2 separate regions of the Homo sapiens genome follow, and region 1 is linked to region 2. Evidence: chromatin contacts called from ENCODE Hi-C or POLR2A ChIA-PET data. All regions are on one chromosome and are shown on one strand. Each heading gives the region's core, a stretch centred on a gene start or an enhancer-like site at or near the end of the contact. The rest is flanking DNA. Distances are from core to core; before and after follow the strand shown. Region 1 has its middle 76 kb from the start of MIR3681HG. Region 2 has its middle 35 kb from the start of MIR4262.

Evidence for each region. A loop is a pair of places that touch in the nucleus more often than their neighbours do. ChIA-PET counts read pairs that join two places held with the same protein, here RNA polymerase II (POLR2A). Pooled maps may share reads with other maps.
Region 1: a map of breast epithelium shows a loop between it and region 2 (16-fold over the local background). The contact joins two enhancer-like sites. A Hi-C loop is called at or near these places in 2 of 168 maps with a recorded cell type or tissue (K562 and breast epithelium), 6 of 37 single-sample maps with no recorded cell type and 2 of 50 pooled maps. POLR2A ChIA-PET finds 5 or more read pairs at or near these places in 3 of 52 experiments (A549, HEK293 and MCF 10A).

The regions. Positions count from the first base shown.
Region 1 is chr2:11,927,743-11,933,627 of GRCh38, reverse strand. No RefSeq gene overlaps it. Among named protein-coding and RNA genes, the nearest start is that of MIR3681HG, 76 kb to the left of the region's middle. Within about 2 kb of position 2,992, at least 5 of the 41 ENCODE cell types and tissues checked have a DNase peak (open chromatin) inside an H3K27ac peak, as active enhancers do.
Region 2 is chr2:11,868,660-11,875,441 of GRCh38, reverse strand. No RefSeq gene overlaps it. Among named protein-coding and RNA genes, the nearest start is that of MIR4262, 35 kb to the right of the region's middle. RefSeq lists an enhancer at 4,518-4,587. Within about 2 kb of position 2,606, at least 3 of the 41 ENCODE cell types and tissues checked have a DNase peak (open chromatin) inside an H3K27ac peak, as active enhancers do.

The sequences.
Region 1 (5,885 bases), core at 1,743-4,242, 58 kb before region 2:
CATAGCACTCACCACTGCTGAAATTTTCCATTTATATATGTGGCTGTTTGCTGAATCTCTCTCCTTCAAATAGACTGAAATGCCATCTGGGCACTTTGTCCAACAACAGGATGTTGTTTAAATAATTTATTGTACACATACTTGATGAAATAACATTAACCAGTGAAAAATCACCCTAGGAAAAAAAAATGACTTGGAAAAATACTCCTCGTACTTCTATGATCTGAATGTTCCTTATGTTGAAATCTATCCCCAGGGGATAGTATTAGGAGGTGGGGTCTTGGGGAAGTGATTAGGTCATGACTATAGAACCCTCATGAATGGAATTAATGCCTTCGTAAGAAGAGGCCTGAGAGAGACCCTTTGTCCCTTTCACCATATAAGGACACAGGAAAAGATTGCTGTCTATGAGCCAGAAAGCAGGCCTTCAGCAGGCACAGAATCTTGGACTTCCTAGCCTCCAGAATTGCAAGAAAATTTCTGTTGCTCAGTTTGTGGTGTTTTGTGATAGCAACCAAATGGATGAGGACAAATACATATCACGTGATCCCTTTTTGCAAATAAGTATATACATATGTGCAAAAATACTGGAACAACAGACAACAGCTTATAATCGGCATATATACTAGGATAGCATAATTAAAAGAGATTGTTATTTTCTCAGCAATAGTAATAAGGCTGTTACAACTCAGGGTGAATTAATGAGGAGATTTGTATGCTTAAGGCTTCCCTGGGCCCATCGTTTTTTAAACTGAGCACCTACTATATGCCAACACTGACTAGGTATTTTCAAATTTATTATTGTGTTAATATTACATATCCAGATGAAGGTGCTAGAAATGTAGTCAGGCTTTTCTTTGCTTACTAGAAGAGAGAGAAGCAGCAATAAGTCAGAAAGGTCCAGAGCTGTGGGCAAGGGCTTCCTGGTCTACCTTGGGTTCCTCTGAAGTTCTGCACTCATTCCACAAATATTTATTGCACAGTCCTGGCTAGGCACTGGGAATACAGGGCCAAATTAGATGCATTCTTTCAGCACAAGGAGTGTTTCCCCAGGGAGACAGCCAGGTGAGAAGGGGTCTCCAAGGAAACTCCACCCGGCCTGTGCACTGGGATGGAGCCACAGAAGTTTGCACCATTTGCAGCAGGGAGGATCCTGGCTCCTCCTCTTCCTGGGTGGTACATGTGATTAAATCTGCAAGGCGGGAAGCACACAGGCAGGAAGTACACTCTCTCGCTTTGCTAAAACCCCTTTTCTTCCTTTTCATCCAATAAAACCCTGCCTTACTCACCCTTTGAATTGTCTGCGAGCCTAATCTTTCATGGCCATGTGACAAGGACCCCGTCTTTAGCTGAACTAAGGAAAAGTCCCACAACACCAACTCAGACATGTAAACATAAAGGCCAATAAGATTTGCAGATGCTGTAATAGAAATTCAGAGGGACACAAAACAGGGAGTTACCGTTGTGACTGGAGAAGCAGGTGACGACAGAAGTGGCTCTAGGAAGCCTCTGAGGATGATAAAACAGTGACTCATGTGTGTAGAGTGCTCTATAGACTTCAGAGGTGTTTCCGACTTTTTATTCCGTCACTTACATCTATCAAATGACCAAGGCTGGAAGCGTTATTCTCATTTTATATTACAGATGAAGAAATAATAAGTTAAGACTTTTATAGCACTCTCAAGCACTTTACAAGTATTAATCTCTTCTAATTCCCCATAACAACCGATGAAGGCAGGAACCATTATTATCTTCACGTTACAGCTAAGGAAAGAGACCGAAAGAGGTTAAGTTATTTGCCCAAGTCATCTGTGAAGAGCCAGATTTAAAATACAGGCAGTGTGTGTAATCCCAGCACTTTGGGAGGCTGAGGCAGGTGGATCACGTGAGGTCAGGAGTTCGAGACCAGCCTGGCCAACATGCTGAAACCTCATCTCTACTAAAAATACAAAAATTAGCTGGGTGTGGTGGTGGGCACCTGTAATCCCAGCTACTTGGGAGGCTGAGCCAGGAGAATCGCTTGAATCCAGGAGGCAGAGGTTGCAGTGAGCCAAGACTACACCATTGCACTTCTGTCTGGGCAACAAGATCGAAACTGTTTCAAAAAAAAAAAAAAAAAAATACAGGCAGAGTGGTGCCAGGGTCCAGACCAGGGCCAGCACTCTGTGATGCTTCTCGGGAAAGCCCCAGATAGTTCAGGGAAGGCAGGTAATTTGCTCAAAGTCATAAGGCTGGGAAATAAAAACTCCTGGATGAAAATTCAGACACTCAGTCTGGATGCCCACGCTATGTCCATTTTTCCCATGATCGAATAATTTTCAGAGGGTTTGGAAAACCTAGAAATGGAACAAGGAAAAACAGAACTAATTTTTGAGTGCTATCTGCCAGGCACTGTATGAGGCGCTTGACACATGAAGGCATTCAGTCTGCAGTGCAACCCTAAAAGGCTGTAGATGGAACTGCCCCCTTCCACACAGAGGAGACCTCGTTTCAGAGGGAGAGCCACGGTCAGCCTAGAGTCCCAGAGGCTAGGCCTGTTGATCCCAAGGAGCAGATTCTTGTTCCTTCCCCAGTGCCCAGGAGGGCATGCTGCCAGTGTCCACCCAGGCAGATGTGCCTCCCAGAAGGCCAGCCATGTGCCAGGCACTGGGAAACGGATTAATCACTGTGCTGTCCACCCTTGAGGAGGCCTTGGCATGGAACATCCCTCCCACCAGGGAAGGGGACAGAGGTGGCCCTGGGGTCCCTGCCTGACCCTTAGGTATTCTGCACTCCCTCCACCCCAACCCACCTCCAAGCAGGAAGCAGGAGAGGAAACCTTGCAGTCCCAGTCGTGAGGCCTCTGCTGGTTTTCCAGCAAGGCCAATGCTTGATGCTCACTTGTGGCACAGTTTTGTTCCCCAGCATGGTCACATGAAGCCTGGGGAGAGGCCACTTCTGATTCCATCTGCGTCCCATGGCTTCCTGCACAGTGTGTGCACTCCAGTCTGCACGCCCACGCAGGGTTTCGTGTATTCTCATTTCCCCTGCATCTCCCACCGTGACCCAGAGGCCTCTGTATTTGTTCTCCTTTGCTTTGCAAAAGGCCCAGGAAGTGCTTCGTCTACTTCATACACTCAGGAGAACTGTTTCCTTCCCAGTTGATTTATACTTTCCACTTCCAAATCCCTTCGTACATGTGACCTGAATGTGCTTAACAGCATGTTGAGAGGAACTGTGCAACTTACCCTTCTGGGGGAGGAAAGGAGATTCAATTATTTTATGGGTTATTTTGGCAAAAATCCCAACCAGGATGCTGATGCCACAGCCCTTGACAGAACAAACACATCAGTCCAGCCGGGGGCCCCAGCAACGTGCTCACCCCTGCCCTTCCGGGAAGCGCCAAATGTTTTACTATGCACATTTCAAGAAAGCAGTGGCTTGATCTCCAAATGTTTCTGCTTATTTTCAAAAACAAAAAAGGAGCCAGCCAACCCACAAAGAGATTTTAAACAGGGGCCCAAAAGCTAATAGACTTTCCTTCTGCAACATACAGTTGGTCAGGCTTGATGATTATCAGTTAAACTGGAAGTGAAGACTTCCCTTGAAATGTCCTTGAATTTCACCCAGAACAGTGGTTTGCCAGTTACAGAGCATATCTGTGGTGGGTCACCCCCACCCTTGCCTGTGGCCCCAAATAAGAATAAGCTGGGTTCAGGCTCCATTCTGGAAACAGAGCAGCTAGACGACTCCAAACACTGGGAATACCAACATCTCAACAAGACATTGGTCTCCATCCCAATGGCTTCTGCTCCTAACAACCTCGGGAGGCTTCCATTATTGACTTGGATGTCAATGCATTGAGAATCCCCATTAAGCGCTACTTTTGAAAATGTGCTATAAGTCTCACGTGGTGAGATATTTCACATATATTATTCGATTTAGTCCTCACAAGAAGCCCTTTCTACAGCTGTAGAAACTGAGGTCCTAAGAGGATGAAGAACTTGCCCCAAGTTAATGCAGCCACTAATTGGCCATCATAGGTTCATCTACTTCACTTGGTTAAATTGACTACGCAGCTAATTTTTAGCATAACTACAGACAATGCATTTATCATTCGATACAGAGAAGGTTTCTTTTATTATCTCCAGCCACCCCTCATTAGAGAATGGGGTATCTCTTAGGCAGACTGTGGCCCATCTTCAACCAGCTTTCATCATTTTACTCTTGCATCATCCCTACTTCTAGTTCTGGGGTCACTTCCCACTCAGTCTCCATCTCCATCCTAGTGGCCCTGCATTTTACCAAGACCAATGTAGACACTCTCATTACTCGAGACACAGAGGCGAACTGCAAGTTGCAAACAGCATGTGTGTAGGTCTGGCTACTTCTAATCTCAGCTGCTCTCCTCCACCATTGTCCAGGCCTAGGACCTCAGACACGTTGCCTTCACTACTCCCACCCAGACTGACTCCTGTTGGGCCTTCACAACTATCTGATGTGATAAGTAGGGCATTTTTATTTTCATTTTATAAATAATGAAGTTGGGATTCAAAGAAGACCTCTGATAGACAAAGTATAAGCTTTGGAATCACAAAGATAGGACTTATAATGCCTGCCCTCCTACTTACTGAATAACCTTGGCCAAGTTATTTACTCACCTTGAACCTCAGATTGTCTGTAAAACAGGAATAACCCAACAGGTCATTAAGAAAACTGAATGGGACAGCATGAAAAATACAAATCCCTGTCGAGTAATAAGAGACAAAGGAAGTATTAAGAAGCAGGGCAGCAATGCAGACTTGGTGAAGGGAAAAGGAACACCCCATTCTAGGCTGACTGAGCTTAATCCTTGAAAGAAGTCTTAGTTACTGAACTTCATTTTGATTTAAAAAATAAAAAAGAAAAGAAATTTAAACCAGATCATTAATATGAAATTAAGAGGGGAGATTGTTTAATCTCCCTTTAAGAAGAACTCTTAACCCAGTCAATCAACGATTATGACCTGGGATCTCATTGACCAATATCCACCTCCTGCAGGAGCAGAAGCAGAAGACAGTCCCTACTCTCGGTTGTATGAGTCTTTACTAGGGAGGCTAAACTCACATTGGTGAAACAATAGAAACCAAATGTAAAACCCACGTGGTACAAAAGCAGGCTTAATACATACCTGGGAAGCAGGGTAGATGCAACTGGTAAGAAGGTAGGGTTTGAATTTGAAGATGAAGCAAAGGTGGAGGCTAGGTTGAAGGTTTCTACTCAAGGTAGCCAACATTTAAAAAAAATCAGAAGGCGAATATGACCCAAATTCCTTATAAAATCATAACAGCAAAATCTTCTATTCATTGAATGCATAGTACATGCAAGAGCTCATTTGATTTTCTCATAATCATGAAACTGTTTTACAGATCATGAAACTGAGACCCAGAGAGTTAAATCACTTCACAAAGACCAAGCAATTAGTAAATGGCAAAGCCAGGATTCAGATTCAGACCTGTTGGATTCTCTCCACTGTGATACAGATCAAGTAGGCTGAAATCCAGAAAATCTCGAGTTCAAATATCAGGAGAAAAGAGAAAACTAGCAGACAAAATCCAGGGTCAAGATTTGGGAGGAAATCTAATGGACTGTGATCCAGGACAGAGAAGAAGCTGAGAGTGTGGCTGTCAAACTACAGCAGCAAACCAAGGTTCACCTTTCCCAGCCATTGGCCACATGTCAGTAGAGTGGGGCAGGCTGTTTTAATGTTATGGTATCTGATTGGGGCAGACACTTGAACTTCAGAAGAAAAAAGGACCAGGAATACTGAAGCAGTCAGGGAAAGCTCCCTGCAGAAGCTGGGTGGGTCACAGCTCACAATTGTCCAATGTTAAGACCTCCAATCTTCTCCAAGCATTCAAGAGGGC
Region 2 (6,782 bases), core at 1,357-3,856:
CCCCAAGGACAAAGAATTCCATATGCGTCAGATTCCCAAGACAGAGGGGAGTGAAGAAGGATGAAAAGAAACCCTGGAGAGGCAAACAGAAGTTATCAGACACAGCCATCATGTGGGAGAACCAGATATGGGCATGAGACCCACAGGGAGAGTGGGAGAGGAGGAGGGAAAGAATCAGGGTGGAGGGGAGGGAAGAGGAGGGGAAGGAAGGGAAGAGGTGGGGAAGAGTAGGGGCACAGGGGGCGGAGGGGAAGGGCAGGGGCGGAGGGGGCGGAGGGGAAGGGTGGGGGCGGAGGGGAAGGGTGGGGGCGGAGGGGAAGGGTGGGGGCGGAGGTGAGGGGATGGGGGGGCGAGGGGACAGGGGGGCAGGGTGCTGGAGGCGGGGCAGGACACCGGAGTGGGGAGGAGGGGAGCGGACGGTGGGGGGAGAGAGGGGAGCGGACGGTGGGGGGAGGGGGGTATGGGGTCGTAGGGACGGGGACAGAGGGACAGGGATGGAGGGAAAGAGAAAGAGTAACAGTCAAAGAGAGTTGAACTAGGAAAGAATAAGGTTGCATAAAGAGTACTGGCTCCCCACCATTGAATTTCAAGTCAAGGTTAGAAGATGACCGAGTTAGGAATGCTCTAGAGGAAATCCAATGTTAGATTGGTTTAAATGACTTATAAAGTTGCTTCTAACTTGATATCCCAACATCTTATAAAAAAGGAGATTAAAAAGGTTTGTTGTTGTTGTTAAACAATTGAGATTTCCTCCAATCTCAATCTCCTCCCATATTAAATATCTGCATTCAGCTTGCCTGAGAGATCATAGAAAATGCTTACTAAGTATGGCACCAGAGTTAAATTTCCGATTAGGCCGAATTTTGTAGTCACTTGAGATTTTTTAAGAAACCTGTCCTGTTTATTGTGACAACAGAATGACCTTGACAAGGAAAGGAAATATTTTCTAATCCAAACAACTTCAGAAGACCACGTTCTTTATCACCTCAAGAAGCATCACATTTGCTCCTGAAATTTGATTCATAATTTCCCCACGGTCTCTCTCAAATGGAGTCACACATTACAAATGAGAGAGCATCTAAGAACTAACTACAAACTTTGTTAACTTTTATGCTTTTGCCTTATAGTTTACCAAATAATGTTTTCTCCTCCCACTTACCAAGAGCTATGGTCAAAGTTAATTAAAATCTAGGGTAGCTGATGCTTCCATTTCCTGAATGGCAATGGAAATGATTCAAAGAAGGTTAGCAGTTACATAATTACTCATAGTATATTTTATATACCAGAGGCATCTCTTGTGGGCTTTGTATTAAGTGAATAATAGCAATGTTGTTTTGACTGAATAATATTTCAGTTAACTCCATGGCCGCTAAGTAGTTTACACTTAGAAAACCAAGAAGACCATTTGGAAATGTGTGCATTGAAATCTCCCATACGTGGTTGCACAATATGCTTTTCATTATTGCACAATGTCGTCAAGAATGGAACTAATAAAGCTGATATTTCATGGTGCAGGGTGCAGACTAGCAGTTTGATGTAATGTTTCAGCTCACAGTTTCTTGTATACAAGGAACGGATTAAACTGTTCAACTGCAGACAAAGACCACCCAATGTTTAGCTGCTCAGGTGAGGTATAAAAAATTGGCTCACCGCTATTTTCTCCCAGAATGAATGTAACTGATTGACCTATCTCCAAAACAAGCTGACAAAGTCGTAAATTGATGAATTCAGTTCCTGTTCTGGGAAAACTATGAATTAATTCAGTTATGTTCAGTAAGCCAAAATGTTGTAGTCATTAGGAAGTTTTTTAAGAGCAGTGGTTTTGATGTCTTTGTTCCTGCATTGTCAGTGGTAAGTGGAAGGCTTGGTGTTGCGATAGATCCACGTGACAGTGCATTAGCAGAGAGCTGTTCACGCACAGGCATGCCGTGTGGGACAGCAAAACGAACCCTCTCTGTGTCCCTGGAAAAATTATCAACATGTGACTCTCAATGCCAGAATTTCACCCAATCACTAAGAAATCCTCATCCCTCACATAACCTCTCCTACCCAGCATGGGCTTTTTAAGTCCTAAGCTGAATGGGCACCACCTATCTCTTCTCTGCATTCATGTAGCAAAATCCACTTTCATTTGTACATTTGTTCAGAAATCATTTTTGCTCTGTGCAGGAGGTTTCACAGACCAAATCTCATCTCATCCACATACCAAATCTGCCATGCAGGGATATTACTCCCATTTTTATGGTTATTTGCCTTATTTTCACTCACTTCTAGTGGTGTTGGTCCATGTGTTTGCTAATGCAGCTGAGCGTAGGAGAGAGGTTTGCCCAAGGTCACCAGGTTAGTAAGTCAAAGCTGATGTCAAACTCCAGGTCTGTCTCAATGCGTGTTCTTTGATCAGCTCCTGTACCAAACTATTTTGTATTTGGTCAGACACTGCAGCCTCCTCAGTACTGTAGCTGCATCCATTTTCTCTTAGTCTCCAACAACAATCATTTTGGATACATAACAGACACTGTCCACCATGTTTACACAATACAAATAGCTCATTCTCGCTGCGTACTTACTATGGGCTGGCACTGTTCCAGGTGCTTTCCAGGTTCTTTACACCCTGTTCAATTCTCACAACAATCAAGAGGAAAGTTACTAGTGTTATCTTCATTTGACAGATGGGAAAAATGAGGCACAGAGGGGTTAAGTAACTTCCTGAAAGCCACAGAGCTAGGAAGTAGCAAAGTTGAGATGCAAACCCAGGCTGTCTGTCTCTAGTTTGTGTTTTGGACTTCTGCACTAAACTGTTTCAGGGGTTCCTCTATCAACATAAGGAGGCTTTATTGATATAAGCAATCATTATTTATCATTCTTTACTAAATGTCTCCTGCATGCCAGCCTTGGACAGGTCCTGGGAACCCAAGGGTTAATAAGACAATGTGGTCCTTCTACAATAGTGGAAGAAACAAGCACTAAACGACAAAGAGCTATGAAGGAAAACACACAGTAAGCAAAAATGAGGATGGAGAGTGGAGGACAAGGCTCCTTTCAGCCTCAGCGGTCAGAAAATGCTTCCTGGGTTTTTTGGTTTTTTGTTTGTTTGTTTTTGTGACAGGGTCTGTCATCCAGGCTGGAGTGCAGTGGCACTATCACAGCTCACTGCAGCCTTGACCTCCTGGGCTCAAGCGATCCTCCCTCCTCAGCCTCCTGAGTAGCTAGAACTACAGGTACACACAACCATACCCAGCTAATTATTTTTTGTAGAGACGGGGGTCTTGCTATGTTACCTAGGCTGGTCTCAAACTCCTGACCTCCCACCTTGGCCTCTAAAGTGCTGGGATTCAGTCATGAGCCACCATAACTGGCCTCTCTGGATCTAATTTGATGAGATTCAGCACTGCCAAAAAACAGAACTTACAGGTGGGAACGAAACAGTTTCCCTCCTTCAAAGATCATTTTCTCAGCCTAAGTTTGCATCTCTACTCACATACCCTTGCCAGGTATGTGGCTCCAAATAAGTTACTTAACTTCTCCAAGAAACCATTTTCCCATCTATAAAAGAGGAGTGAGAACAATAATCACCTCATAGATTGCTGTGATCATTAGAAGTAATGTAGAGAAAGCATGGAGCAGATCCCTTGCCACATGGCAGGTCCTGGGCCAACGCTTGTCCTTGCCTTTCTTTCTCCTCTTCAGCCTGATCAGCTGCATCAGGGCTGGAGCCTGGTATCCTGGAGCAGGTATGGAGGGAGTGTTACAGCCCAGCCACCCTCATACCTGGATCTTCTTGGCCAGGCACATGACATGCTCATAAGTCTCTAAAGTAAAACAGATCTGAGGCCGGGCACAGTGGCTTATGCCTGTAATCCCAGCAATTTTGGAGGTCGAGGCAGGAGGATCACCTGAGGTCAGGAGTTTGAGACCAACCTGGCCAACATGGTGAAATCCCCCCCTACCCCAAGTCTCTACTAAAAATACAAAAATTAGCCAGGTCTGGTGGCGGCAGGTGCCTGTAATCCCAGCTACTTAGGAGGCTAAGGCAGGAGAATCACTCAAACCTGGGAGACGGAGGTTGCAGTGAGCCAAGATTGTGCCATTGTACTCCAGTCCGGTCAGCAAGAGCAAAATTCCATCTCAAAAAAAAAGAAATGTAAAGCCGATCTGAGTGTCAGCTGTGAATCACTACTGTGTAGGCCAGGTGGACAAAATAAAGCCATTGATTTTTTGGTAACTGCTCTCAAGTCTATCAGTCAGAATAAGGTGGGTTTTGCTGATATAATGAGAAACAATCCCAAATGCCCAAGACTTCAGACAAGAAAGGTTTATTGCTCACTTGTGCTACACGTCATCATAACCGACAGAGCCTCCTTCTTCAGGGACCCAGGCTGAGGGAGGCTCTAATCCTTGTCTCTGCAATGGCTGAGATTACAGAAAGCAAAATGGCCCATCAAACACTAGTTTTTGAGGCTTCTGTCCACACGCTACAGTCCATGACAGGTCACATGTACCTAATTTCAAGGGAGTAGGAAGTTGCAATTTTACCGAGTGCCTGGAAGAACAAGAAATACTCTGAGAACAGCACCCATGAGAACTACCAGGAGTTTGTAGAGACGCTGTGCCACAGCCGAGCTGGAGAGGGGAAATCCCACCTCAGGAGGAAACCATCCCCTTCTGAGCAATGTCAGTGTGGCTGCCCAGCAGGTTCCCTCTCCCCTTTGGGGAAGCACCTCACATTATCCACAGCTTCTCAAACATCTCCCCAAAAGCAGCCCTAACAGTAAAAGGAGAATTCAGAGCACCCGGCAATTTAAGTGCCAAAGAGACCTTCCACTGGTGAGCAATTTCACAAAGCCTTGTTTTACCCTATAGTTCATGTGGATCTGCAGCCTACTCCATTGTGTGTTACTGTGAGTTTTAATATCAAAATCAATGCTTCTGCAAGGTGTGCGGTGCTTGTGTTTTTCCCTCATTGCTAACCCATCACTTCATGTTTCTGGAAAATCTCAGTAACAGATCCCTGACATTCCAAAACATTATTCCTGAAATTTTCACAAATTGCCACAATCCCTAATTCCATCACTTTCTTACTTAGGTTGCTTTTCTTTTTCTAGATAAAAATGCTATCTGCCATTCACTCAGAGCCTCGTGTGTGTCAACAACTTGGCCTGCGTTGCCTCATTCCAGACATACCAGTTTTCCAGGAAAGGGACAGCAGGACTGGGGTCTCTCCTAATGATTAGGAAGTAGAAACTCAGGGAGATTCAATGACTTGTCAAAAGCCACACAGCAAGTAGCAGAGAAGCAATTTGAACCCAGTTCCAAGCAGCTCTGAATCCTTGCCTTTTCCACTGTAATCATATTCCCTCTTAGCTTCAGCTAAGAAATCAAACTCAGGTCTCCATCAACGCAAAAGCGAACCTCAGGCACCAGTTGTTTTCATCATTGGTGCAAGATTTTGGTTCTCTTTCAGGAGCAAGCTTCATCGAAAAATAAAGTTTTACTACTTTGCAAGTAGTGTTACAGGAGTCACTACAAAGCAGGTGCCACACGAAGATAGCCTTGATCACTCACTACAAAGTAGCTCCTTGTCACCCGACAGCCTCATAGCCACTGGGATTCTAATTCACAACTTGGAAAGACACAGACCACTATGGGTCATGGGCCTTTGGGGTTCCTGGTGACGACTCAAATCAGATTGTAAAATACAGAAAGAAGAGTCTCCACCCACCTCAGGGTCTGGATGACAGGAGGAAAGGTCCACTAAGAAGAAAAGCCATGGGTACGAAAGTGGCGCAGTTTCCTTGATGCGCTTAGAGCTAAACTCCAAGGCTCCACAGGCCCATGCTGATCAGCCTCGTGCCCAGTAAACAGGATCCTGAAGGCATTTACCCAGGCCCAGCTGGGAGAAAACATCACAATAGAGAATCAGCTCCACCTGTCAACTCTGGTTTCAAAGACAGCCTTTCCAAACCTTGTTCTCAGTGGCAGAGCCATTATGTTTTACATTATTTAAGAGATGGGTCAAGAATGAAATTGTAAGCATAAAAGTAATGAATGTTACAAAACAAAAAATTAAAAAATACATTTGACAATAGAAAATGCTAAATTCCTATGTGTCGAAAAAAATCCCCAAACAAAATTATAAGGCCAATGACAACCTAAAGGGGAAAACATTTCTAATGTATAGGATAACATGTCAATGACTTCAACACAGGGTCATCATACAAATCAACTTAAAATATATGTCCTTTGTCTGAGGAAGAGAACATTTGCAGAAGGATAAACGGTCAAGAAGTATTTCTAAAATGTTTATCCTTACTGGCAACCAGAAACACAAATTAAATAAAGGTACTGCTTTTTACCTAATTGATCTTTATTTTTTTAAGATAATACTTAGTGCCCTTGAGAGTACCATAATGTAGGCCCTTTCCCTCGGTGCTGTGGGAGAGTAAATTCCAGGAAAGCAATTTAGCAATACATATCAAAAGCCCTACTAATGTTATCTCCTTTGATCCTGTAATTGACTTCTGGGAATCTGTCCTAGGAAAATCATCAGAAATGTGGAGAAAAATTTTTATTCCGGAATATTCACTATAATGTTATTTGTTATAATCGAAAGAAAGAAAGAAAAAGAAAGAAAGAGAAAGAAAGAAAAATGAAACCAACCTAAATGGCAAAAATATAAGTAAAAAGGCAGGGTAGGGTTAAATAAAATATGGTGGGGAGAAATGATAGAGTATTAAAAAGTACCATATTTTCAAGAATTATTTGAATGACATGTGGAAATGTTC